Regions from separate parts of the Homo sapiens genome. Here region 1 is linked to region 2. Evidence: chromatin loops called from intact Hi-C (ENCODE). Cell type or tissue: B cell. All regions are shown on one strand. Region 1 overlaps FANCA (FA complementation group A). Region 2 overlaps VPS9D1 (VPS9 domain containing 1).

Region 1 (2,500 bases), 59 kb before region 2:
GTGAGCCGCTGGTGCCCGGCCCAGACAAAGGAATTTAAAGATGAGCATTGGAAACCCTGAATGTCAAAAGTAAAGGTGAAATGGCACTGCAAACCAGTGTTGTCCTTTTATAGGATTTTAATGAACGTCTCGTGTATAAAATAGTGGTTTTCAGGCTGGGCGTGGTGGCTCATGCCTGTAATCCCAACACTTTGGGAGGCCGAGGCGGGCAGATCATGAGGTCAAGAGATCGAGACCAGCCTGGCCAACATGGTGAAACCTGGTCTCTACTAAAAATACAAAAATTAGCCAGGCGTGGTGGCGCACGCCTGTAATCCCAGCTACTTGGGAGGCTGAGGCAGGAGAATCGCTTGAACCAGGGAGGCAAAGGTTGCAGTGAGCCGAGACTGCACCACTGCACTCCAGCCTGGGCAACAGAGCGAGACTCCACCTCAAAAAAAAAAAAAAATAAATAAATAATGGTTTTCAACTTCAGGCTTCACATTAGAATCAACTGAGAAGCTTTTGAAACTATAGATTCCTGGCCCCTTTCCAGATAAATTAAGTCAGAATCTGGGAGCAGCCCCTGAGGATCCAGGGTGCACGTATTTCCAGTTATTTCCTCTGAGGAACTTTGTCCCTGGTGCCAAGTTTTTAAAGAAAACATGGAGTTTGAGCTTAGGAGAGGGCAGCGTGGTTCCCACCCAGCATGCTGAGCAGGGACGACAGTCCTTGGAGCAGGCTGGTTATAAACATGGGAGGCTCTCATCTCCTCGGGGGCAGAGATGGACACGGTCACGCAGCACCAATAGTGTGTCTGGCTTGTCCAGTTGGTGTGCATTTTTGGTGGGAACGCCATTCCTGGCAGAGGCCTAGAGATGGGCTGTTTCACTGCCCGGGACCAAACCAGCCCTACCCCTGGGAGGCAGTTTTGTTCCTGCAATTCTGCTTCCAGACATTTAGCTCAAGGAAGCAGTCAGATGGCAGGAAGGTCTGCACATAGGCTCTTCCCTGGAGCACTGTGCACAGCCATGATCGCTGAGGGGCTCTGCACCCTTCCAGGGGCTGGACTGAGGTCCCCTGAACGTGGGGTTGTGTGTTGTGCCCTCCCAGGGGCTGGACTGAGGTCCCCTGAACGTGGGGTTGTGTGTTGTGCCCTCCCAAGGGCTGGACTGAGGTCCCCTAAACGTGGGGTTGTGTGTTGTGCCCTCCCAGGGGCTGGACTGAGGTCCCCTGAACGTGGGGTCGTGTATTGCGCCCTCCCAGGGGCTGGACTGAGGTCCTCTGAATGTGGGGTTGTGTGTGTGGGCTGTTGATGGTCTGTTTCCACCTGAGCATTTGCTCAGCCACTCACAGTGAAACTTGCGCAATGAAGAAACGGCCGGGTCACTCTCTGTTTCAGTTTCAGTTCCTCATGTTCAGATTGTTCTCAGAGGCCCGACAGCCTCTTTCTGAGGAGGACGTAGCCAGCCTTTCCTGGAGACCCTTGCACCTTCCTTCTGCAGACTGGCAGAGAGCTGCCCTCTCTCTCTGGACACACAGAACCTTCCGAGAGGTGTTGAAAGAGGAAGATGTTCACGTAGGTGACCGTTCCTTCTCCTGCATCATGCCACGTCCTGAGTCTAGGGTTTGTGTGTGCTCCTCGGGCAAGAACAGCAGCACGTAGGTGACCGTTCCTTCCCCTGCATCATGCCACGTCCCGAGTCTAGGGTGTGTGTGTGCCGACTGTCTCCTCGTCTCGAGTCTAGGGTGCGTGTGCCGACTGTCTCCTCAGAGGCAAGAACAGCAGCACTTAGATGGTTTGATTGGAATCTTGACTAAAATCGTTGTGGCCTCATGTGCAGCTCTTAAGAAATTATACAGATACTGGGCACGGTGCTCACACCTGTGATCCCAGCACTGTGGGAGGCCAAGGCGGGTTGATCACCTGAACTCAGGAGTTCAAGACCAGCCCGGGCAACATAGTGAAACCCCATCTCTACAAAGAATGCAAAAATTAGCTGGGCACAGTTGTGTGCACCTTTGGTTCCAGCTACTTGGGAGGCTGAGGCAAGAGAAATCACTTGAGCCCAGGAGGTGGAGGTTGCAGTGAGCCAAGATCACGCCACTCTATTCCAGCCAGGATGACACAGCAAGACCCTGTCTCAAAAAAATATATTAATAAATACAGAGAAACCCTGCTATACTTTCTCAGTTTCTCCCAACACGAACTTCTTTTTTTATTTTTACTGATATATTTTTTGAGACAACGTCTCGCTGTGCTCAGTGGTGCAGTCTTGGCTCACTGCAGCCTCTGCCTCCTGGGTTCAAGCAATTCTCATGCCTCAGCCTCTCCAGTAGCTGGGACTACAGGCGCCTGCCACCACGCCCGACTAATTTTGGTATCTTTAGTACAGACGGGGTTTCACCATGTTGTCCAGGCTGGTCTTAAACTCCTGGCCTCAAATTACCCACACGCCTTGGCCTCCCAAAATGCTGGAATTACAGGCGTGAGCCATTGCGCCCGAGAACTTGTTTTTTG
Region 2 (2,500 bases):
TCTGACCCTGGAGCTTGGGGTTGGCACCTCTGCCCCGACAGAATGGGGCTGAATCAGCTCCAGGAGGAACCAGGCCCTGCTCTCCTGTGTAGGCCTCAGAGAGGCCAAGAAGGGAAGCTTTGGGCTTCGGTGGGTGCAGGCTCAGCGATGAACATCTGGCTGGGGCAGCTCCTGGGGAGCATCAGGGAAGAGGGGGCCATGAGCCGGCCAGCAGTGGAGACGGCAGTCCAGTTTCTCTCCCCTCTGACCCCTAGAAGGGGAGTTGTAGCCCCATGAACTAGTTTCTTGTCTGGGTCAGGAACAAGGGCCGGCTGGGGCCTGGGGTGCAGCTGGTGTCAGGGTATGCTGTTTGCTGATGGGCAGGGACACCCCTGCAGGGTCTCGGGCTCTGAGCCCAGGACATTCCCTGCCCCTTACTCACCTTGGCTGTGGGCTGTGAACATTCCGGGACCCTGGGCATCTTATCTAGGTCCGTGCAGCCCAAGGGTCAGCCCTCTTGACTGTCACATGCTGCCCCCACCCAGCCTAAAATAAAGAGCTCACTGCTGTGCTTCGCCGTGTGGCTCCCTCAATCCCCACCCCACTGGCCAGGCAGCACAACCACCCCTGCTGCCCATGGCAGAGGCCGCTGAGGATGTGGGGGACGAGCCACAGCCCAGCCCCAAACCAAGCCTGGCCCAACCTCTTGAACATCTGCCAGCCTCCGAGACCCTCTGCATAGAAGCAGGGTCCTCTTGGGGCTGTGCCTGGCCAGGCAGGTGTGGGCTTCACCCTCTTGGACAGGAGAGCTCTGCAGGGCATCAGTGGGTGGGAAGGGTGGGGTGAGGCTGGGGTCCAGGTCATCACTGGGGACCTGAGCCCAGAGCAGTCACCCGAGGGTCTCAGGAATCATCGTTCTGTGCATGGCGACACACACATGCTCTGAGGTGCACAGAAGGCTGCCGGGCGTGGACAGCATCTGCCAGGGCGGTGTGGGCAGATCAGGATGGAGGGCTCTTCTGCAAGAAAGGCACCCCTGGCACCTTGAGATGCCATGAGGAGGCAGGTGGCAGGGCTGGTGGGGTGGGAGGTCCCAACCCTAGATGCTACCAGGAGCTGGCTGGGGGGCAGTGTTGCTGTTCTCAGGGAAACAGTCTTAAAAGCAGTAGCTGTGGACCTCGGTGGGATGCTCTGTGCTTGCACCCTGAGCAGGGGCTGGTTTACCCGCCAAGGACCCCATAGGGAGACAGAAGTGTCTCTCTGGGTGGGGCAGAGCTGGAGCATCTGCCCCAGCCCTCGATACGAACCCCAGCTGGCCACGGTGCCTTGGAGCTTGGGCTGCTCCGGCCTCAGCGTTGGTGTCTAGAAGATGGGATTTTAAAGTCCGCTTCATAGAATGGTGGAGATGAGCTGTGTCTTGAACAAATCCTGGCGTGGGAGCCCCTGCTGGCTTGGCATCGGGGCCACACCTGCAGCCTGCACACTGTGGGGGCCGGGAACGTCCTGGCTCAGCTGTATCCCTGGCGCTGAGACCCGGCAGACATGTTCAAGTGCTGCTGTTTGCTGTGCAGCTTTGCCCTCGCTGAGCCTGCAGCTCCCCCATAAGACAGGAATGAATAATAGCAGCTTCCTTTTAGAAATCCTACAAATGGCCGGGCGCGGTGGCTCACGCCTGTAATCCCAGCACTTTGGGAGGCCGAGGTGGGCGGATCACGAGGTCAGGAGATCAAGACCATCCTGGCTAACACGGTGAAACCCCGTCTCTACTAAAAATACAAAAAATCAGCCGGGCGTGGTGGCCCGCACCTGTAGTCCCAGCTACTCGGGAGGCTGAGGCGGGAGAATGGCGTGAACCTGAGAGGCAGAGGTTGCAGTGAGCTGAGATCGTGCCACTGCACTCCAGCCTGGACGACAGAGAGAAACTCCGTCTCAAAAAATAAAAATAAAATAAAAAGTAATGGCTGGGCGCAGTGGCTCATGCCTGTAACCCCAGCGGTTTGGGAAGCCGAGGCGGACGGCTCTTTTGAGGTCAGGAGTTCGAGACCAGCCCGGCCAACATGGCGAAACCCCGTCTCTACTAAAAATACATAAATTAGCTGAGCGTGGTGGCGGTAGTCCCAGTTACTCAGGAGGCTGAGGCCGGAGAATTGTTTGAACCTGAGAGGCAGAGGCTGCAGTGAGCCGAGATCACGCCATTGTACTCCAGCCTGAGCACAGAGCGAGACTCCATCTAAAAAAAAATAAAAATAAAACTATTCTGCATAAGCAGTGTCCAAATCATAACAAAAATCAAATGAAAAGTAAACAAGATGTAACCTTATATCCATTGGACCGGAGAAGATGAGGAAGCTGGACGATGCTGAGTACAGGAGGGGGAGGGAGCTCACGCACACTGTGGGGTGGACACGGCAGTGGCCCCAGGGGACCAGGTGCAGTCCTGGAGTCCAGGTAAGTGTGGACGGAACCTCCGACCTGGCAAGGCTGCTGCCGGTTTTAGAGGATGTATATGCAGTGGAGGCAA

The links. A loop is a pair of places that touch in the nucleus more often than their neighbours do. Peaks named below come from ENCODE experiments on the same cell type or tissue, not always from the same donor. Only the 100,000 strongest peaks of a DNase experiment are listed, where the experiment ranks them.
Region 1: it touches region 2 in a loop (3-fold over the local background); 5 of 110 quality-filtered maps call a loop at or near these places.

Annotation. Positions count from the first base shown.
Region 1 is chr16:89,763,948-89,766,447 of GRCh38, reverse strand. FANCA (FA complementation group A) reads left to right here. Exons shown (of 43, transcript NM_000135.4): 28 at 1,382-1,558. Among named protein-coding and RNA genes, the nearest start is that of ZNF276, 44 kb to the right of the region's middle. RefSeq lists enhancers at 1,139-1,208, 1,369-1,478. In B cell, no CTCF peak of the experiment used is centred here; a DNase peak (open chromatin) is centred at 1,377; H3K4me3 peaks cover 1,736 bases; H3K27ac peaks cover 1,751 bases.
Region 2 is chr16:89,705,184-89,707,683 of GRCh38, reverse strand. VPS9D1 (VPS9 domain containing 1) reads left to right here. Exons shown (of 15, transcript NM_004913.3): 15 at 1-550. Among named protein-coding and RNA genes, the nearest start is that of SPATA2L, 4.7 kb to the right of the region's middle. RefSeq lists enhancers at 797-1,297, 1,275-1,454. In B cell, a CTCF peak has its summit at 1,557; DNase peaks (open chromatin) are centred at 1,553 and 2,483.